Regions from separate parts of the Homo sapiens genome. Here region 2 is linked to region 1. The links are chromatin loops, found by intact Hi-C in ENCODE. Cell type or tissue: heart left ventricle. All regions are shown on one strand. Links, peaks and the distances in the headings refer to the core of each region. The heading gives the core; the rest is flanking DNA.

Region 1 (11,499 bases), core at 3,493-8,492:
GGCTGGAGTGCAGTGGCATGATCTCGGCTCGCTACAACCTCCAACTCCCAGCCGCCTGCCTTGGCCTCCCAAAGTGCCGAGATTGCAGCCTCTGCCCGGCCGCCACCCCGTCTGGGAAGTGAGGAGCGTCTCTGCCTGGCCGCCCATCGTCTGGGATGTGAGGAGCCCCTCTGCCTGGCTGCCCAGTCTGGGAAGTGAGGAGCGTCTCCGTCCGGCCGCCATCCCACCTAGGAAGTGAGGAGCGCCTCTTCCCGGCCGCCATCCCATCTAGGAAGTGAAGAGCGTCTCTGCCCGGCCGCCCATCGTCTGAGATGTGGGGAGCGCCTCTGCCCCGCCGCCCCGTCTGGGATGTGAGGAGCGCCTCTGCCAGGCCGTGACCCCGTCTGGGAGGTGAGGAGTGTCTCTGCCCGGCCACCCCGTCTGAGAAGTGAGGAGACCCTCTGCCTGGCAACCGCCCCGTCTGAGAAGTGAGGAGCCCCTCTGCCCAGCAGCCGCCCCGTCTGAGAAGTGAGGAGCCTCTCCGCCCGGCAGCCACCCCGTCTGGGAAGTGAGGAGCGTCTCCGCCCGGCAGCCACCCCGTCCGGGAGGGAGGTGGGGGGGTCAGCCCCCCGCCCGGCCAGCCGCCCCGTCCGGGAGGTGAGGGGCGCCTCTGCCCAGCCGCCCCTACTGGGAAGTGAGGAGCCCCTCTGCCCGGCCACCACCCCGTCTGGGAGGTGTGCCCAGCGGCTCATTGAGAACCGGCCATGATGACAGTGGCGGTTTTGTGGAATAGAAAGGCGGGAAAGGTGGGGAAAAGATTGAGAAATCGGATGGTTGCCGTGTCTGTGTAGAAAGAAGTAGACATGGGAGACTTTTCATTTTGTTCTGTACTAAGAAAAATTCTTCTGCCTTGGGATCCTGTTGATCTGTGACCTTACCCCCAACCCTGTGCTCTCTGAAACATGTGCTGTGTCCACTCAGGGTTAAATGGATTAAGGGCGGTGCAAGATGTGCTTTGTTAAACAGATGCTTGAAGGCAGCATGCTCGTTAAGAGTCGTCACCACTCCCTAATCTCAAGTACCCAGGGACACAAACACTGCGGAAGGCCGCAGGGTCCTCTGCCTAGGAAAACCAGAGACCTTTGTTCACTTGTTTATCTGCTGACCTTCCCTCCACTATTGTCCTATGACCCTGCCAAATCCCCCTCTGTGAGAAACACCCAAGAATGATCAATAAAAAATAAAAAAATTAAAAAAAAAAAAGAATTTCCAGCTAATCAAGAGCAAAGTTGGATCTGATTGCCTCTGGAACTAAGGCCACTCAATGTGGGCTCCCTCACTCAGTCCTGTCCCCAGGCCAGAGGAAAGCAAAGTTCAGTCTCATTTATTTTGTCACCTAAATCGTCAAAACCTAAAATAAAACCTGGTGCAACAGCAGAAACACAAGTGTTCTAGGGAACAGTGGGGCAAGTCCTTCCCACCAGCCAGCCCTCTGGACGGATAATTGTAAAGTGCTGACCTCTCTGGTGATATGCTAATGGCCAAGGACTGGGCTGGGGAAGAGGCTGGGTAGGGTAGGCCAGGCTGGGCTGGACTGGACAGGGCAGGGCAGGCCTGAGCTCGGGTAATCAGATACGGCTCCCATTAAATCTTCAGTGCAAGAGCAGCATAGCATCCTGATGCCGTTGCCATGGCATTTTCTCTCGCCTGGGGTAGGACCCAGGCCAGGATGCCCTGAAGCCTTGACGCTGACAGCAGTGATAGTGCTGGCTCTGAGCATGGTTTTTCTGCCCACCCACCCTCCTATGTTCTCTGAAACCTAAGGCAGCCCTGTTTGGAGGAGCCTCGCAATCCAGCGGCTTGGCTTTTTGGCTGCCGCTTTCTACACTTTGATGTTAAATATAGTGACTTCAGAAGCAGCCAACACCAGAAGGCAAAAGAGGACTGGTTTTAGCATTTTGCATTCAGCAACATCCTTTTGGTGAGAATGGAGAAGAAAACAGCCAAATGATCTACCTCCCCAACCATCAAGAGTGTTGGGGCTGGGCACAGTGGCTCACGCCTGTAATCCCAGCACTTTGGGAGGCTGAGGTGGGTGGAGCACCTGAGGTCAGGAGTTCGAGACCAGTCTGGCCAACGTGCCGAAACCCATCTCTACTACAAATACAAAAATTAGCCAGGCATGGTGGCACGTGCCTGTAATCCCAGCTACTCGGGAGGCTGAGACAGGAGAATTGCTTGAACCCAGGAGGTAAAGGTTGCAGTGAGCCGAGATCACACCATTGCGCTCCAGCCTGCACAATGGAGTGAGACTCTGTCTCACATAAAAATAATAATAATAATAATAGTAATAATCACTGAATCCCACCCCATACCATTCAAAGTAGAACCTCTGGGGCATGAGGCTCAGGTATTGGTGCTCTCTAGAAGCTCCCCAGGTGGTTCTCGTGTACAGCCAGGGCTGAGATCCATAACTTAGAGGAAGGGTTGCTAATGCAGTCATTCATCTGATGTAAATGCATTGCACTACTGCCAAGTGCTGGGCACTGGGGACCCAGTGGAAGGCAAGACAGACCTAGTCCCTGCCCTCACAGAGCTCACATCCCAGAGGGGGAAGGGAGTCAAGTGACCCTGGCTGTAGTCCTGGCTCTGCCACTGACGATCCTGAGCTCCTGGACCTTTCCCTTTTCTTCTGCGGGCCCCGGGTTTCCCGTCAAAGGAGGCTACAGACCCAAATGATCTCTGATCCCCACCCTGCTACTCCCTGACCCAGCAGTCCATTGACCTATGTATAATTTTTCTGTCTTTTTTGGTGGTGGTTTTTAAAATACACATAACATTAAATTTATCATTTTAACCATTCAACAAAAAGTTTTTTAAGAGACAGGGTCTTACTCTGTTGCCTAGGCTGGAATGCAGTGGCTCAATCATATCTCACTGCAGCCTCAAACTCCTGGACTTAAGCAATCTTCCTGCCTCAGCCTCATTAGTAGTTAGGACCACAGGCACAAGCCACTATGCCCAGCTAATTTTTAAATTTTTTGTAGAAACAATGTCTTGCTATGTTGCCCAAGCTGTTGTCAAATCCTGGATTCAAGTAACCCTCCTGCCTCAGCCTCCCAAAGTTCTGAGATTACAGGTGTGAGCCATTTTGCCTGGCCCATTTTAACCATTTTAAAGTATACAGTTCAGTGGCATTAAGTATGTTCACATTGTGTGCAACCATCAACAACCATCTCCAGAACTCTTTCATTTTCCCCAAACTGAAATTCTGTGTTCATTAAACAATAACTCCCCATTCCCCCACCCCCACACCCCCCAGCAGCCTCTGGCAACCACCATTCTACTTTCTGTCTTTAAATTTGACTATTCTAGGTACCTGATTGTAAGTAGAATCATCTAGTATTTGTCTTGGTGAAAGGCTTATTTCACTTAGCACAAGGCCCTCAAGGTTCAGCCATATTGTGCATGCAATAGGATTTCCTTCCTTTTTAAGGCTGAATAATAATCCATTATATGTATATCCATTTGGCTTATCCATTCTTTAATTGATGGACACAGGCTGTTTACACCTTTTGGCTCTTGTGACTATTGCTGCTATGAACATGACTCTGCAAATATCTCCTCAAGGCCCTGCTTTCAGTTCTTTTGGGTATATACTCAGAAGTAAAATTGCTAGATCATAGGGTAATGCTATGTTTTTTGTTTGTTTGTTTGTTTTTGTTTTTGAGACGGAGTCTGGCTCTGTCGCCCGGGTTGGAATGCAGTGACATGAACTTGGCTCACTGCAAGCTCCGCCTCCTGGGTTTACGCCATTCTCCTGCCTCAGCCTCCTGAGTAGCTGGAACGACAGGTGCCCACCACCACACCTGGCTAATTTTTTGTATTTTTAGTAGAGACGGGGTTTCACCATGTTAGCCAGATGGTCTCGATCTCCTGACCTGGTGATCCATCCTCCTTGGCCTCCCAAAGTGCTGGGATTACAGACGTGAGCCACCGCGCCTGGCTGGGTAATTCTGTGTTTTAACTACCGTCCTGTTTTCCATAGCAGCTATATCATTTTACATTTCCATCAAAAGTGTAAAGGGGTTCCAATTTGTCTATATCCTTGCCAACACTTGTTATTTTCTATTTTTTTGATAGTAGCCATCCTAATGGGTGTGAGGTGATATTTCATTGTGTTTTTGACTTGCACTTCCCTAATGCTTAGTGATGTTGAACCTCTTTTCACATACTTGTTAGTCATTTATATATCTTCTTTGGAGAAATGTCTATTGAAGTCCTTTCCCATTTTTTAATTGGATAGTTTGGGTTTTTTTGTTATTAAGCTATAGGAGTTCTTTACGTAGTCTGGATATTAACCCCTTATCATATATATAATTTTGCAAATATTTTCTTCCTCTGCAGGTTCACTGTGTTGTGTCCTTTGATGCCTGGAAGTTTTTATTTTGATGTAGTTCAAAATTTTTCTTTTGTTGCCTGTGCTTTTGGTGTCATATCCATGAGATGATTGCCAAATCTAGTGTCATGAAGTTTTTTCACTATGTTTTCTTCTAAGAGTTTTTTAGTTTGAGCTCTTACATTTATGTCTTTGATCCATTTGGAGTAAATTTTTGTATATGGTGTAAGATAAAGGGTCCAAGTTCATTCTTTTGCATGTGGCAATCCAATTTTCACAGCACCATTTGTTGAAAATACTGTCCTTTCCTCATTGAGTGGTCAGAAAGTCATTTTGTGGATGAGATAAAATAATGTACGTGAAACACCCAACACCACACCTACAGTGGCTTGATAACCAATGGTCCTTTCTTTCTCCCCCTTATCTGAAATGTAGTTTTTAACTACTGCAATTGATTTTTAATAATCCCAATAGCAAATACCTGTATAGTACTGACTGTGTGCTAGGCTCTGTTCTAAGTGTTTCATGTATATCAACCCATTTAATTTTCATAACAAATATATCAGGTAAGTGCTGTTGTTTTCACTAGCTTTGGCACCTAGAAGTTAAGTAATTTACCCAAGACCACACAACTAGTAAGTAGTGGAGCCTGTATTTGAACCTAGGTAGTTTGGCTCCAGACTCTACGGGTTCATAAACCTAATATCCTCATGTTTGGGGTGATTTTTGATGGCTTAGGCCTGTCATAAGCTTTTCAGTCTAGAGTTTGGTGAATGAAGAACCTCGTTATAACATCAGCCCTCAGGCCAGGACCTTTCCCGGGTGTTCTCTTGTGATAATAGCACTCCTAGAATGGCTCTGTTGGCTCAGCCCATCTGCTTGGGAGAAGAATGTGGTGGTTCTGGTCTCTTCCCATTTCCTGCCAAGGCCCACTTATTCCAGGAGAAATGTAAACCCATTTTCTCTCTGATTTCACAGAAAAGGCAACAGATGGCTCCCTGCAAAGTGAGGATTGGACGTTGAATATGGAGATCTGTGACATCATCAATGAGACGGAGGAAGGGTACGTGTGCCCCCCTCTCCTGGGAAGCCTCTCTGAGCTTTTAGGGGCCACTCAAAGCTTGTCAGGGCCTAAGGGTGGCAGGTTTTATTTTTTGTTTTGTTCCTAGTATGTTTGGTTTGGCATCGAATAAGCTGACACTCTGAATTATCTGTCCTTTTTGTCTTCATCCCTCCCCCACTTGCCCAATGGCAGTGCTTGGAGGTAGAACAGGGATGACCTCCTTTAATCACCTGCTTTTAATCACAAGTGGAAATGAAGCTGCTTGATTACTTGGTTCCCAGTGGCCATTAGTCTCTGCAGCCCAAGTGTCACCTCGTCCCTCCCCTCCTCCCTGGCCTCTGCCTCTCCTTCACAGCCTGTCTCTGCCCTGGTTTGCCAGGAGTCAGAGAGCACCACCGTGTCCATGGAGGGAGGTCCAGGGCATGGGGCAGACACGGCCGGGAGTGGGAAAGCGGCATGAGTGGACTTAGAACACGTTGCCCCTCCTGCATTCCTGCACTGCTGGATCCGTTCCTGTTGTTATTTCCTGAATCCTCTTTTGTTTTACAGCTGCACTCTATTTGTACTTCTTCCAAACTGGTCTGTATTTAGCCCTCTGTCCATACCACTAACACTTACTTTACTGTAGCCATGCCCTCTTAAACCATTTTCAGGAGTGGCAAGGAGAGCAGCTGGGACTCAGGCATCCCTGGGCTGGCATCTCAGCACTGTCACTCTAGCCTTGCCATGTGTGAACTGGGGACCAGCCTCTCAAGCTTGGTCCTGCTTTCATGCAACAAATATTTCTCGAATGACTACCTTGTGCCAGGCCCTATTGTAAATACTGAGGACACAGCAGTGAACAAGATAGATTCCTTCCCCTTGGGGAGCGGCCAGTCTAGAGTAGTAGGGAGGCAGGCCATAAACAAGATAATTAAACATATAACCTGGTCAGATGAGGACAAGACTGTGGAAGGGAGATGGGGAGAGAGGAGGCTGGGAATTAGCAATGTTAAATAGAGTGATCAAGAAAAGTCTTGGCTGGGCTCGGTGGGTCACATCTGTAATCCTAGCACCTTGGGAGGCCAAGGTGGGCCAGTTGCTTGAGCCCAGGAATTCGAGACCAGCCTGGGCAACACGGTTGAATCTTGTCTTTACAAAAAATACAAAAGTTAGCCAGGCGTGGTGGTGCACACCTGTAGTCCCAACTACTTGGGAGGCTGAGGTGGGAGGATCACTTGAGCCCAGGAGGTCGAGGCTGCAGTGAGCCATGAGCATGCCACTGTACTCCAGTTTTGGTGACAGAGAAAAACCCTGTCTCAAAAAAAAAAAAAATGAAAAGAGAAGACAAAACAACAGAAAAGTCTCATTTAGAAGGTGACATTGAACAAAGACTTGAAGGAGATGAGGGAGTAGGGGGTGAGGATTATACAAGGGAAGAACTGTCAAGGCTCATGGAACAGCAAACCCAGAAGTCCTGGGACAGAGGGTGTCTGATGTGTTTGAGGAATAGCAAGGTGGCTAATGGGCCCGGAGCAGAGTGGTCAAAGAAGAGAGTACCTGGAGAGGAAGTTACCGACATACTGGGGACCCAGATAACACAGGGCCATGTAGAACCAGAGCAACTCTGGCTTCAACCTTTTTGGAGATTCAAGCAGAGGAGTGGTGTGGTCCCACTCTTATTGGAAAGAGATCACTCAGTCTACTGTGTTCAGAGTGGCCTGACTGGGGGCAGGCCAAGGACAATGCAGAAAACCCAGCGATGGCCTGGCATAGTGGCGTGCACCTGCAATCCCAGCACTGTACGAGGCTGAGGCAGGAAGATTGCTTACGCCTAGGAGTTCGAGGCTGTGATGAACCAGGACGGTGTCACTGCATTCTAGCCTGGGCGACAGAGTAAGACCCTGTCTCTAAAAAGAAAAAAGAAGAAAGAAAACCCAGTGAGGAGGTTATCACAGTAATACTGGTGTGAGATGATGATTAGAAGTGATGGGATTCTGAATGTGTTAGATGGTAGAGCCAATGGAATTGGCTGACATAAGACAGGAATGAAGAGTTAAGGGAAATTGCAAGGTTTGGGGCCTGAACAACCATGGGATGGAGCTGCTGTTTCCTGAGGTGGAGCAGGCTGGGGAGCAGAGATCAGCAGTAGATCTTTGCTGCCAGCCAGGCTCCTGGAAGATGTGACAGGGAACTGCACAGGGAACTTGAGTTGGGGGCAGTGGCCTGCACTGGATGAAAACGTGGGAGTCTTTGGTGAAAGGTGGCATATTTTCACCAGCTAAATATAGGTGATCAGCTTGGTGCCTGGTACACAGACGTGACTCACAAATAGTTGTTAGGGACTACACATCTCTAATCCCATCGTCACTGGGCTCCGAGTGGCTACCTTCCTCACGTCCTCCTAACATGCCACTCATTCACTTGTTTGTCCAGTCATCTGGCCATGTTTACTGACCCCCAGGGGTGGAGGTATAGCAGCTACGGGATGCCAAGGTGAATGTTCCAGCCTGCCCTTGAACGCTCACCTGGCAGGACTGGCAAGGGCTGTGGCCAAGGCCTGTCCCTGATGCCATGGTCCCAGAGGGAAAGGTGGGTATCAATGCTTCCTGGAGGGGCTGTCTTCCAGGATGGCAGGAGAAATGTGTCCCGTAGCCAAGGGTGGCATCAAAAGGGCCAGTGTGTCAAGGGATACAAGCTGTCTAGGATAGACAGGGTGACATTGGGGGAGCGGGAGGGTCTGGAATCCGGCTGGAAAGGTAGTCAAGGTCAGGTGCTGCATTCTCTGGTGTCTGCACTTTACCCTAGAGGTGGACCTCTGCTTCGACCCCTTCCCTCCTACCCCTTCCTGCTGCACAACGACCAAGTTGCTCCCTTGCTAACAAGCCTTCAGGGGTTTCGCAGGCACTTAGGTTAAAAACCCCAACCAGGCCCCTCATGAGGAGCCCCAGACCCCTCGGCAGCTCCACTTTGAGCTCTTCAACCCTGCTGATCTTTCAGCTCCTTGAATTTTCCATATTCCTGGGCCCAGCTTGAAATTCTCTACAGATTTGAGCAATATACAAATATGTTGGCAACTCTTATTTTCCAGTGAATTGCTCAAATATCTCTATGGCTTGAGGGCAGGAAGCCCAGGAACCCCAGGAGCTTCCTTATTCTGAAGGGGCCAATGCCTTCTTTTTCAAATCCTCAATTCCCAGAAGGCTGGTCACACACATCTTTCTCTTCAAGTGGCTAAAGCTCCTGTTGCTACCTTTTTGAGTGAGAGCACCTCAGTGATTCCTGAGAATGTTTTCTTGTTGCCTCTGCTGTGAGGTGTCTCAAAATCTCTTCCTAGCAAGGTGCAGTGGCTCATGCCTGTAGTCCCACCTATTCAGAAGGCTGAGGCAGGAGGATTGCTTGAGCCTAGGTGTTTGAGACCAGCCTAGGAAATGTAGTGAGACCCCATATCTTAAAAATAATAATAATAATAATAATCTCTTCCTGAGTGAAAGAAACTCCCACAAGTTGGACTGACAGTAGGGCACCCCACCCACCCCTTTGTGCCCTCCCTGAAGGCCTCTGACCTGCTGTCCCTTCTGTTCTCGTCACCTCTTTCACTAAGTAGATCCCGTCATTCACTGGATCTCTCAGTTTGAATCTCATTTCCCTAACCCCTTCCCCTCCTGATTTGGACAAGTCCTCTGTTATATGATTTCATAACCCGTGTTGTACTGATGCTCATCACAGTTTAAACTTACAGATCTGTGGGACGGTTGTTAGTGTCTGTCTTGCCCTGCAACCCCCGCAAGGCTGTGATCTCCATGAGGACAGGATTTCCATCTGTTTTACCCAACATTTTTTTTTTTTTTTTTTGAGATGGAGTCTCGCTCTGTCGCCCAGGCTGGAGTGCAGTGGCGCGATCTCGGCTCACTGCAAGCTCCGCCTCCCGGGTTCATGCCATTCTCCTGCCTCAGCCTCCTGAGTAGCTGGGACTACAGGCGCCCGCCACCACGCCCAGCTAATTTTTTTTGTATTTTTAGTAGAGACGGAGTTTCACCATGGTCTCGATCCCCTTACCTCGTGATCCGCCCGCCTCAGCCTCCCAAAGTGCTGGGATTACAGGCGTGAGCCACCGCGCCCAGCCAATTACTCAACATTTTGTCCCTAGCACCTAGCACAATGCATTTGATTAGCTGTTAATAAATATTTGTTAAATAAGTGAATAAATGAATGAAGTCTCTAAGGTACTCACAGTCTGATGAGGAATGCAGGCATATAAACATATGCATAACGAGTGCTGGGTGGGGGGCAGGGAGAGAGAGAGAAGCTATATATAGCTACGGAGACTAGTGCAGTGGCAGTGGTCAGCCTTGGGACTTTTGGCAGCAAAGCCTTCTTGGAGGAAGTGACACCAGACTGGAGTCTTACAGAGTGCCAGGGTATCAGCCAGATGAGGCAGGTGGATGAAGGGGAGGAAGGTGGACACCACAGGCTGGAGCAATTCTAGGTCACCACTCGCTTATTGTGCGAGCCTGTGTGAGTTACTTCATCTCCCTGTGTCTGTGTCCCATTTCCTCACTTATAAAATGGGGTTGCCAATAATACCTATCTCATAGGGTTGTTACAAGGATTAAAGGAGTAAATATATATGATGTATCTGGCTACATAACTGTATCTTCATATCCATACTATATCTATGTGGATGTACTATTTCACTTTAAAGATTTCCATTGCCCATGACTTTTGTCATCACTTTCATTTGGGTGTCAGTTATCTGCCCAGTCTTGGTGACTATCTTGGTGGATTCACTGCCCTTACCCTGTCTGCTGTCTGTGAGCACTTGGCATGTGCCACGCCCTGCAGGCCCTGTGTCCAGCCCTGCAGTGCATCATCACAAGCAGCGCCCCCTACCCCCAACAGTTCTATATGGTAGTGACAGCCTGTTTCAGTGTTAAGGAAACTGAGGCTGAGTAGTTTGGTCACTTGCCAAAGGCCTTGCAGCACAGCTTGGAAGGGCACATGCAGGATGCAAGCACAGGCTCACCTGGCCGCAGCCACTGAAGTGCTGCCTGCACTTCTTGTATTTGTGCAATACTTTACCAATGGGAGGCTGTGGTCCTGGTGGGTGCAGATTGGTAAACTGCCCGAAAGGCCTCTCCTTGGGCTTTCCCTAATGTCCAGAGCTGAGGTCACCATCAGCCTGAGGAATGCTGATGCCTAAGGCCTTGATGACAGTCCTTCAGGCATTAACCAGGAGTGGCTGACTGAATAACCTACCTGGGACTGTTTTTATTTATTTATTTATTTTTGAGGTGGAGTTTTGCTCTTGTCGCCCAGGCTGGAGTGCAATGGTGTGATCTCAGCTCACCACAACCACCGCCTCCCAGGCTCAAGCAATTCTCCTGCCTCAGCCTCCTGAGTAGCTGGGATTATAGGTGTGTACCACCACGCCCGGCTAATTTTGTATTTTTAGTAGAGACAGGGTTTCACCATGTTGGCCAGGCTGGTCTTGAACTCCTGACCTCCCACCTGCCTTGGGCTTCTAAAGTGCTGGGATTACAGGCGTGAGCCAGAGCACCCAGCTGGGACTGTTTTAGACTCTGTTTTCCAGGCCTCACCTCAGACCTACACAATCAAGGCACAGCTTGTGGATTTGGGAATGGCACTACAGGTGACTCTGATGTGCAGCTCTCATGAGGAACCCCTGACCTGGGTCATTTACATGGCCATCTCTGGACCCTCCTCAGCTCATAGAATCTTTGTGTTCTATCTTCTAAGCTGGAGAGGGCACAGAGGAGGAACTGAAGACATGCAATAGAGCAAGATAATAATGGGGAGGGCATGTTCAGGGTGACAGAAGAGGGGCAGCCATGTCCTCCTTGGGGGTGATGAGGAGAAAGCTTTTCCAGAGAGTAGTCCTGAAGCTGAAGGACAAAGATACAAAGGCTGTGGCTGGAGGGATGACAGGAGGCTTGTTTGGGGATCAGGGAAGAGTTCTTATAAGTCTAGGGTCCAGGGAGACTTTGAGGAGCCTGATCATGGCCCAGAGGCCAAATCACGAGGCTGTGAGCACTGCCTGAGGAGCCTGACCTTTCCC
Region 2 (10,990 bases), core at 5,617-10,616, 56 kb after region 1:
TAGCCAGGTGTGGTGGCAGGTACCTGTAATCCCAGCCACTTGGGAGGCTGAGACAGAGAATTGCTTGAATCCAGGAGGCGGAGGTTGCAGTGAGCCGAGATCGCACCACTGCACTCCAGGCTGGGTGACAGAGCAAGACTCCATCTCAAAAAGAGAAAAAGAAAAAGTCATTCTAGCTACTCAGGAGGCTGAGGCGGAAGGATCACTTGCGCCCAGGAGTTTTTGAGACCAGTCCGGGCAACACAGTGAGACCTCATCTCAAATAAATATTTTAAAAGGCAATAATACACCTAAATTTAGTATTCAAGAGTTTAGAAAAAGAATACACATGCCACTAGAAAAGAGAAAAAAAAAATGTAGGAAAAAGAAAAAAGTAGAATTGCTTTTGTAAAAGCTGGTTCTTTGAAAAGTTGACCCCCTCCCAACCCTGATAGCCGTAATTGAGAGAAGCGGCTCTGGTCAACCTTCTGTGATCTCCTGGAGATTTTCCAAGGGCACGGGAGTAGTTGGCATGAGTATGTGTTATCCTGTTGGGATTCTTGGTTACTAAACTTTTCTTCTTTTTTCCAGGCAGGTAAGGGGGACGTGCTGGGGTGGAGGTTGGGAGCAGGGCATCACATTTCCTTACGTGGCAAAGGATCACGTCTGAAGAGTGACTTTTCTGTTTCCACAATATGTGCTATTGACTTCTTTCTCATGGGTCTTGCTGTGACTTTTCTTTCTGAGACTTTTCTGTCCTCGGCCCAGAAGAGAGGTAGAGGTGGGGAGTCTGACCTGGAGCCCATAGACAGCTGGCTTATAACCCAAGGAATGGTGAGGAGTCACCAGCCGAGCCAAGCCTGCTGTCCACCCCAGCCCCTACCTGTGTAACAGCTCATGTCTTCCTCTTGTGACCTGCCGAGCCTTTGTGAATCAGACAGTACAAGGCCACACGCTTTCTTTCTGGCAGGGGTGCCAAATTTCCCCTCCTATTTTTGCATAATCTCTGTAAGCCACAGATTCCCAGTCCCAAAAATACCTCCCTGTCCCCAGGCCTTAAGAGTCTGGGACATTAGCAGGGATGAGGAGAGGGTCCTTTCCTTCCTTTTACTGTCTCCGGAGCTCCGAGCAGTATTCACTTTTCCAGGATGAGCACAAGTTACTGTGGCTTTTGCTTGGGAGGGAACAATTCTAAGGGAACAGACTCAAAGCATCTGACCAGTCAGGGAAGCCCTCTGTAGCCCAGTGCCTGTGAATTTGGCAGTCCTAGGCTTGACAGATTTTTATAATATAGTTGCTTATATCCACTAAGTCCGTCAAAATGATTTGAAACCTCTTGAAGAATACACAGGCCGGGTGCAGTGGCTCACGCCTGTAATCCCAGCACTTTGGGAGGCTGAGGCAGGCAGATCACGAGGTCAGGAGATCGAGACCCTTCTGGCCAACATGGTGAAACCCTGTCTCTACTAAAAATACAAAAATTAGCTGGGTGTGGTGGCATGTGCCTGTAATCCCAACTACTTGGGAGGCTGAAGCAGGAGAATCGCTTGAACCTGGGAGGCAGAGATTGTAGTGAGCTGAGATTGCACCACTGCACTCCAGCCTGGTGATAGAGTGAGACTCCCTCTCAAAAAAATAAAAAAATAAACACAGTAGAAACAGAGTAAAAAGAAAACAAAGCCCAGGGGAGTTCAATGTTGTAAACACAGTTGGTTCTCATGTAGCAGAGCTTTCCTGGCCCACAGACCTGCAAGGGTCTCTCCTGCCTTGTCTGTTCAGGTGGCCTGAGCCTGGTGCATGGAGAGAGGGTCAGCTCATCTCAGGCTGTATGTCTTGGGATGACCATTTCACCTCTAGCAGAGCCCAAAGCTGTGGTACATGTGATGGAGCCTGAGCTGGAGAGAATGCAGAGAAGGAAAGATGATGAAAGCAGTGCAAACATGTGCCTCTCCCTCCAGGTGGGGTGGGGTGAGAGGAATACATAACTGCCCATAGTGTGCTATGCTAGGCTGTGGCCAGAGGAAAGGCCAGCAGGTCCTAGACTGCAAGCAGCACAGGGTCCACCTGCTTGAGCAAAGCGTGACCAGTGAGTAGGAACTTGGGCCATGCAGGATCACCCAGAGCCGTGGGAGCAAGGGGCATCTGCCTGCCACCCAGCTTGGGCTGGTGCCCTCTGCACAGCTCTGCTGTCAGCCTGGGCAGGTCTCCTGCCACCTCTCATAGTAGCAGCATACTGCTGCTCTGCGTGAGAAGGCAGTTCCTCCACTAGACCCCAAGCCCATTCTTAGAGAGATGTGCTGGCCCAGGCCTCTCATTTGCTTCTTCAGGGACAGGCTGGCCTCTGGCCCACATGTCAGGGGCCTTTGCAGCAGGGCTTCTGGAAACCATGTCCATTCATTGGGAAGATCCAGCCCACATGCCCTTGTGCCTATTAATCCTGCAAAAAAGGATACTGCCCACACAAACTCCCCTGAGGGTGGCCTTGGCAGCTGGTGGTGGTGCCTGTCTCTGCCCACACAGACTGCCTCGCCACTGCCAGGTCCCACGTAGAGCTCCAGTCTCTAACTTCCCAGAAACAAACCTAACTAACAGCTAACCTGGTGTCTTGCCTGACTGACTGCAGTTTGTTTTTTTTTTTTTCTTTACAACAAATATTAATTGCTTTGCCTTATTTCCCATAGTGTAGAAACCTTGAGTCTTTTCAAGCCTCCTGAGTACAAATTCTTTACTTGGAAACTTTTTGTACTATTGAGTGAGATCAAAGGCTTTTAGACTTGGTCCCAGTGGGGTGGTGCTTGAAGTGACATAGGAAGGGATTCACAGCTTCTCTGGAAATAGTACACCTGAGCTACAGAAATTGTTCTTGTTACATTGAAAACTGGACAGGTGGGTTTCCTTGTGGGCATGGGGCTGTGGGAAGCTGCAGAGGAGCATCTGTTGGAACCCTTATGCTCCTGGGACTCAGGTGTGTGGATAGCCAACACAGAAGTTAACTGACACCACCAGGCTTATTACTGGTTGAAGAGAAATGAGACTTGTCAATGGGCTAGGGCCGGGCGGCTCTCAGGGAGACTGCTAGGCTTGTGCTCTCCCTCCCTGGCCTCTCTAGTGTGAGGTCTTTTTGCCTCTCTTGGCTGGTGATCAGCTAGGGGTGTCTCCCTTTTGCAGGGTGCAGCCAGGAAAATATCCTCATGTGAGAGAATCTAAGTCAAAACAAGAACAGAGGTAGGTTAGTAAAGAATGCTGCTGCCAAAACCCAGGCTTGGGTTTGGAGGGCGGGACTCCCTCCTCAGACCTGGAGGCCCCCAAGGCTCTTACTCTGGAAGGATAATCCTAACCCCTGGAGTACCAGACAGACATGCCTCTCCCCCTTGGGCAGGCAACCCTCCCTCCTGATCCCTGAGGCAGAGCTGCCCCTGCCTGCAGTTCCAAGTGAGAATCAGCTGACAGCAGGATGGCTCACCTGCCACTCAGATCAAAACCTGTGGCTTCTGACATCCAAGATGTCTGTGGACTTTGAAAATGGGCAGGGCTGGTCTAACCACTGCCTCAGCCAAGCCAGCCTGGCCTACCTATCTTCAGAGGGGCTGAGCTTCAGGCAGCAGTCTCTATTGGAGGGCATTCCTCTGCTAGCTTCCTTCCTTTTCTCTCTTCACATGTCTTCTTCCTTTCTGTCCCTCTCTTCCAACTCATACGCTTCTTCAGATCCCTCAGACCAGCCTTCAGCTTGGATCATTGCCCAAGAAAATGCTGAAACTATGGCATGTCAGGCTGGGTGCAGTGGCTCACATCTGTAATCCCAGCACTTTGGGAGGCCAAGCTGGGCAGATCATTTGAGGCCAGGAGTTTGAGATCAGCCTGGCCAACATGGCAAAACCCTGTCTCTACTAAAAATACAAAAAAAAAAAAAATTAGGCAGGTGTGGTGGCTCACGCCTGTAATCCCAGCTACTCAGGAGGCTGAGGCACAAGGATTATCTGAACCTGGGAAGCAGAGGTCGCAGTGAGCTGAGATCGCACCACTGCACACCAGCCTGGGCAACAGAGCAAGACTCTGTCTCTAAATAAATTAATTAATTAAATAAATAACTAAATAAATAAATAAAAATAAAAATAAAACTATGACACATCAGAGCCAACAGCCTTCTTAGGAATCTGCTGGGCCAGCCCCTAGTCTGACAGATGAGGATACCGAGGCCTCCTAAGGGCCTGGTGTCTTGCCCAAAGCTGCAGGGAAGAAACAGAGTCCCCTAAGACTCAGCGCAGTGCCCCCTGCTCCAACCAGGGCCCCACTTCCCTCCCATCAGCCTGACAAGGAGCGCGTCCTCGGCCTCCCACAGTTTCTTTGGTTCATATTTTCCAAGCAGTGTACATGTTTAGTCTGAGTCTGATAGCACCTACATTATTAGAAGGAACTTTGCCCTGTTATAATACTCAAGGCATTTATTTACCAGGACAAGAGGTTTAGATAGCTAAGGTTTTGTGTCTGGCCACAAGAAAGTCAATTTAAGCTTACGTTATATAAGCTTAACTGTTAACCATCACCCTGCTCCACCATGGTTCACGCCCTGAGGCCAAGTGGCTTCTATATTGTAATGAGTCAGTTTCCATAATTTCTGACATCCCTGGGTTTCTGAATTAGAAAACAGAAGCACCAACCTGAAAGTTAAGGTTTCTGAGTCATAAGAATTGAAAGCCAAATACAATCTAGCAATCGCCTTATTTCACAGATGAGGAAATTGAGGCCAAGCATTGCTCAGGCCTCTGTCCCCTGCTCCTGCCTCTCCACCCAAATCTCTAAGGCTTCTTAGGATAGAAGAAACTCAGGAGCTCTCCGGTGAAGAAAGTGGGGTCCAGAGAGGAGCGACTCACCCCAGGTCCTGCCACCAGTGAGTGTGAGGGCCCAGATGGACCCCACCCAGTGCACTCTCCTCAGCGTGCCCTCTAGGGCTTGGTCTGGAGGATGCCATTCCATAAACATACTACTTATTTGGAAAAATCTAGGACATGGAAGAAAAGGGTTCCCATGAGCCAGCTTTTGGGAAGTTATTTTTGAGGAGGTGAGGAATTTCTTAAGTGTCATTGTTTATTTTCTGAGCATGTTGGCTCTCAAGATTTATCCCCAAAGAAGAAAATTAAAGTATGACCCCAGGCCTCAAGGGATTTGTTCTTTAGCAGCAACAAAACAATTACAAGAAAAATCTGAAGGTTTAAGGCCCCTGACCCCTTAATGTCTTTGTTGTAGCTTTTGCAACACATTGGAAAGCTCAGGACATCTAGTCTGTTTCTGCTAAGTGGACAAAAGCTGGTCAGGTGTAAAGAAAGGGCTGGTGCACACTCTAACCGCTAGTGTGGGACTATTTTCTCTCTGGAGATGCTGCTGACTTTCTAAGCTTCAGTTTTGGGGACTCAGCATGGCATGCGTCCTCCCAGAGGCCACACATTCTGACTTACAGTCATTGAGAGCATGATAACTGGTGTGTCCTGTTCCAGGAATGTCTCAAGGCAGAAGGCCTGCCAGCAAGCACAGAGTAGCAGTGTACCCTACTGCCTTTTGATGGGCAAGGGCAAGGAAGTGCCAGCCTTAGGCATTGTTAACACATCTGTCAGTCATTTGTGCGTCCATCCCCCCAGTGAGGACCCACATGCCTCCTGTCCCTAGGTTTCATGTCTGGGTGATAAGACTCCCTGATACCTTTTCAATTCAATGTTCTTTTTTTTTTTTTTTTTTTTTTTTTTAGACAGAGTTTCAGTCTTGTTGCCCAGGGTGGAGTGCAATGGCGTGATCTCGGCTCACTGCAACCTCTGCCTCCCAGGTTCAAGTGATTCTCCTGCCTCAGCCTCCCCAGTAGCTGGGACTACAGGCGCATACCACCACACCCAACTAATTTTGTATTTTTAGTAGAGACTGGGTTTCTCCCTGTTGGTCAGGCTGGTCTCAAACTCTTGACCTCAGGTGATCTGCCCGCCTCGGCCTCCCAAAGTGCTGGGATTACAGGCATGAGCCACCGTGCCCTGCTCAATTCAACATTCTTAACTCCCCAGTAAGTCAAAGAAATAATGAGCAACACAGACTCTTCCTAATCTGATCAGTGACTGGCTTGGGCCTTTCTGAAAGTGCTCTTGTGGGCTTCCCACATTGGGTCCGAAGTTAGGACACAGAGCACATTCCTCAGAGCAAGGGGCCAGCTGAGCTCACTGAGGGAGTGAAGAGCTCTGGTGGCATCGTAGATACCTGCTCAGAGTGCTGGACTCTACCTGGGACCCCAAACCACCCTCCCCCACCATCAGCAGCAGGTGTCAACCCCCAGGACTGGAGTTGTCACATCACTGCTGGTGATATGTGTTCTTTGTTCTTTTTCTTTGTGAAGGTCGTGTTATTTTTTACATTTGATAGACACTGGGGTATGCATTCCTTTTACTGCTTATTTTTACTTTAGTCTTACCCTAGATCATGGCATTGGGTGAAGCCAGCTATAGACAGAGCTGGCATTTTTGTAATAGAAATAGGGGTCTTGCAAGTGAGCCCCGGAAGGGTACCTCCCAGAGCCAGGGTAGGTGAGGAGGTGATTAAGGGTCATCACCTCATTTCTCTAGGCTGGGAGCCAACATTCCATTAACATGGCTTCTAGGGAGCTTCTTATCATGTCATATTTGATGGCAACTTAAACCTTTTTAGCCATGTGCATTTTTCAGAGTCTCTGTCCCTGAGGTGCTTGGCACAGGGGCCCAAGCAAGGTGACTGCTCAGGCAACCCCGTGGTACACCTTAGTATGCCTGGAAGCTGTCACCTCCCTGGCTCTGGCTGCTGCGCCCCAGTGCTCAGCTGAACTTGGTTTCTTTGACTCCTGAAGCACAGCCAGCCATTGAACACAGGGAAGAAAGGACGAGACTAAAGGGAGCTGTTGCTTTCAGGGCTGCTTCATGAATTTCCCCTAAAGAGACACAAAGAAGACTAAAGCCCCATAGTCCCCTTTGTCATCAGAGCCCTCGTTTTTGCTGTGTTTCTGTTGATGGTAAAATGTGCCTGCCTCTGTCTACCAGGCCACACCCAGCCCAGCGGAGCACGCACCTCCTCCAGTTCCCCTCTCCACTCAGAAATGCACCAGGACGCATTTCAAAATCTCTTCAGCGGAGCAAACAGACCCCCTGCATCCCCCCGGGGCTGGTGCTGCCCTGCCCTCTGAGCACCTGTACCCCGCTCTGGGCAGGCTGTCACTTGGCCTTCCCTGGGTTGGGCTTGACAGCGGACTGTCATAGTGGCTGAGTTCAAAATCAGCCTGCGTGGCAGCGCCTTCCTGAAGTTAGAAGGTGTTTTGCAGCCCCGGGCTGAGAGGCCCCGCAATGTGAGAGTGGACACTCATAGTCAAAAAGTTCTCCATTTCAAGAACGCGTACAGCCACCTTCCTTACCGCCGGCCCTGCCGGGAGCCTGCTTCTTATCATTTGCACCTCATTGCTTTCCTCACCTGCCATCTCACACGTGGCTGCCCTGTGTTGCCCCTGTGTGCTGTGCCAATTGTGTTTTTTTGCTCTGTGTACATTTTGGTTTTATTTGGGGTTGCTGTTGATGATTTCCTTTGTTCCGGTGTTCTGTCTCCCCTCGCTGGCTGTGTGGGGGCTGCCTGGCCCGCTGCTTGCCGCCTCCATAGATCCCCGTTGCGCAGCCATCTGTCATGGACGACATTGAGGTGTGGCTCAGGACCGACCTGGTGAGACTCGACTTTTCTATTTCATCTGTGGGGTGTGGAGCGGCAGAGGCTCTTCTGAGGACAGGCCTTGGGGGAGCATCAGCAGGGGCTCCACCCCTGTCTGGGTCAGTGGAGAAGGGAGGTCTGGGCAAGCTCCATAGCTGCCCCTCCTCCCCGACATCAGCCCATAGCTGTGGGTGCTGCAGTGGCCTCCCGGCCTGCGGAGGCCAACTGTGCTGGGGGCAAGGCCTTGGGCACAGCCTCCTTCACCCACACAGTCCTAGCCGTAGCTGGCTCCAAAACACACACTTGCCTTCCCCCCAGTATCTTTTCCATTTCAGATGTATGTGCCGTGCTTTGGTTTTTTGGGGGAGGGAGTGTTGGGGGAGCATGTTTTTTGTTTTGTTTTGTTTTGTTTTCATTTCTTTTTTTTTTAATTGTGAAGTATACACACAGTGCTTTTGTTTTTAATTGGCTGTCATCCCCCTCCTCCCTTCCTGATTTTTGATGTAAAAGAACCCCTGCCCCAAAGACCCATTGTCTCCATCCTCAGAGATAGGGCTAGAAGATGAGGATACTATGCATCTGAAAATGGCAACAGGTCCCAAGAAAGGAGAGCTGCAGTGGCTGCATGTGATAACTGCTGGCCCCTCCCTCTGTTCTTTACAAAGCACTTTCACTCTCAGCAGCCCAGTAGGGGGCCAGGGTGGCGGATGAAGAAGTGCACTCTGGGAAGTGGCTTGCCCAGAGTCATGGGGTAGTTGGATTCTCCCCCAGAGCTGGAGACACCTCATCTCCCTCCTAGGTGCCTCCTCTGTAGGGGGCCTTGTCCCCAGGCAGAAGAGCCTGTTGAGTTCTTTAACCACAGGGTCAGCCTGGCTGTCTGTGGGCTGGTGACCTGGCTACCTCCCACACCAGGACAGCAGGCCTCAGGTTGGGGCCTCTGGCTGCTCTGGGCCTCCTCCCCAGAAGGTCAGCTTTCCAAACACATGCCTTGCCAAAGAAGGCAGCTGCCTGGGTGTCAGGGAGGAAGAACACACCCCGGGACATCTTTCCCAAGGGGCTGTCTCGAAAAGAAATTGCTTCTCTCACAGAAGCAAGGCAGGAAGGACCAAGGTCCTTAACTTCTAAGGGGGACCCCAGGGTCCAGACAGGGAGGGGATGTGTCCAGTAAGGCTACATAGCAGGTCAGTGGTAGAGTCAGGAAGGAACCCAGGTCTCCTAGCCCAGCCCAGGGCTTTGTCACTTCCCCATCCTGCCCCTTCCCAATGAGGCCCTGCACATGCTGCTCTTCCCCAGTCCCCAGGGAACCCCATGAGCTCAAGACACTACCATGTTCTCCAAACAAAATCAAGTCTGATGCACTTTAATTTTTGAGTGCACAGAGCCTCCATGGCTCCTTGAGGAGCCAGCAGCAGATAATATAATCTGGGCCACGGGAGGAGGCTGGTGCAGCTCCCAGGAGGCTGCAGGACATGGCTTCTGGAGGCACAGCCTCCACTCCCAAAGTACCTACTGAGTGACAGGCCCTGTGCTGTGGGCTTTGTGGCCCTGAGCCATCAAGGCCTCATGCGGTTTCCAGCTATTGGTGTCAACAGCGTCTTCCCAGAAACCCTGTGGCTGGCAGTGAGTGGGTGTTGTGTTGGGCACACGTGACCCTGTGTGTGCTCAGGCTCAGCCCCCTGTGGCTACTGCTCTGTGCCTCTCCCTAGAGCCTCAAGAGTGCCAAAGGTGGGGTCCCGCCCTCTGCAGCCCAGGCTGGAGAACCAGCCTGCACCGTTTTTGGAGTTTTCTTTCCAGCCTTTCTGGAGGATCAAAACCTAAAACATGTTTGAATTTTTTGCTTTTGTTTTTTAAAAACAAAGCTTCTGTTTCTCCAATAAGAAGAGCAGTATTTTACTATTACAGAAATCTGGAAACAGGGAAAATTAGGAAGTTTTGTTCAGGCTACCCTGGGCAGTGCTGTCCTAGGGTGGCCATGGGCAGACAGAGGTGGCTGGGCGGGCAGTGCTTGGACCAGTGCCCTAATTTCATTTTCTCTGCTCCTCCCACAGAAGGGTGATGATCTGGAGGAGGGTGTCACAAGTGAAGGTATGGCCTGGCCAGTGGCCTTACAGCCCCCTTTTGTTGCCTCTGTGCAGGCTGCACAGGAGCCAGCCCCCATCATCTTGGAGCCCCCGCTGCCAGAGCACCTACTGGTGCCAGGCCCTGAGCCATGGGCTTCACGGGTGGCTTTGTCCCACCCAGGTCTTACGCTGATTTGGGAAGTGTGATTTATCTCGCTTATTGGGAAACAGGTCAGAAAGAACATGTCAATTCCACAAAGTTGCAGAGCTGGTGAATAGCGGGTGCAGATTGCCACCTGGTCCTGACCCACAGGTGCTCAGCCCAGCTCAGACACGCAGTTTGTGGAGGTGCGCAGCAGCACCCTTGGGCCACTGAGCCAGAAGGGAGGAGCCTCTCCTGGGCCTCAGCTGATGGGCTGGATGGGAGCAGCGGGGTCTTAGTTCTCCCACATGGCCACCCCCACATCCCCTGCCCTTCACATCCTGCCTCCCCAAGCTCATCTTGCCCCACTCCATCTGCCTCTCCGTGCTCCTGTCCTCCTCTCCCCAGGTCTGCCAGACCCTGTGGCCAGACCGCTCCGCAGGGAGGGAAACTTCAGAGGACCCTGCTCCCTAGCTCTCAGTGCCCATAGAAATGGGGCACTCCCCCCTCCCCACTGCATTCCTCAGCATCTCCTCAGTCCTCCATTGGTGGGCAAGGGTGGGGTAGGTGGGATGGTTCCTGCCTGTTTAATCAGAAGCTGGCCCCTCCAGCTTACCCTGCCCCACCCCCAGTGCTGATCTGGAAAATGGACAAAACCCAGTGCTGATCTGGAAAATGGTCAGCGGTAGGGTGAGCACTCTGGGCTGTGTTTTCCAGAGCCTTTCCCTCCAGGGCAGGAGGACTGGGCACAGCCAGGAGCCTCCCCCCACACTGCAGCTCACGAACCCCTCCCTACCCACCTGCTCCTAGGTGGGCTTCATGCCTGCCCTAGAGGAGGAAACGGGCTGGGGAGTGGAAGGGTGCGCTTCCTCTGGTGGCCTGCCCTCACCAACCCTGACCCTTGCCTTGGTTTGTATTGCAGAGTTTGATAAATTCCTTGAAGAAAGAGCCAAAGCTGCTGAAATGGTTCCCGACCTCCCCTCGCCCCCCATGGAGGCTCCTGCCCCAGCCTCAAACCCTTCTGGCCGGAAGAAGCCAGAGCGGTCAGAGGATGCCCTCTTCGCCCTGTGAGCAGCTCTGTGGTTTGCCTCCCCAGATGGCGGGTCCCCGCTCG

The links. A loop is a pair of places that touch in the nucleus more often than their neighbours do. Peaks named below come from ENCODE experiments on the same cell type or tissue, not always from the same donor. Only the 100,000 strongest peaks of a DNase experiment are listed, where the experiment ranks them.
Region 2: it touches region 1 in a loop (2.8-fold over the local background); 2 of 110 quality-filtered maps call a loop at or near these places.

What each region holds. Positions count from the first base shown.
Region 1 is chr17:17,901,389-17,912,887 of GRCh38, reverse strand. TOM1L2 (target of myb1 like 2 membrane trafficking protein) reads left to right here. Exons shown (of 15, transcript NM_001082968.2): 2 at 5,357-5,441. Among named protein-coding and RNA genes, the nearest start is that of TOM1L2, 65 kb to the left of the region's middle. In heart left ventricle, for the core only: no CTCF peak of the experiment used is centred there; no DNase peak of the experiment used is centred there.
Region 2 is chr17:17,847,592-17,858,581 of GRCh38, reverse strand. It overlaps TOM1L2 (target of myb1 like 2 membrane trafficking protein), which reads left to right. Exons shown (of 15, transcript NM_001082968.2): 13 at 7,630-7,689; 14 at 9,723-9,759; 15 at 10,799-10,990. The coding sequence ends at 10,947. Among named protein-coding and RNA genes, the nearest start is that of SREBF1, 16 kb to the right of the region's middle. RefSeq lists enhancers at 8,313-8,607, 8,429-8,688, 9,190-10,036. In heart left ventricle, for the core only: a CTCF peak has its summit at 8,375; DNase peaks (open chromatin) are centred at 8,372 and 9,281; H3K27ac peaks cover 2,982 bases.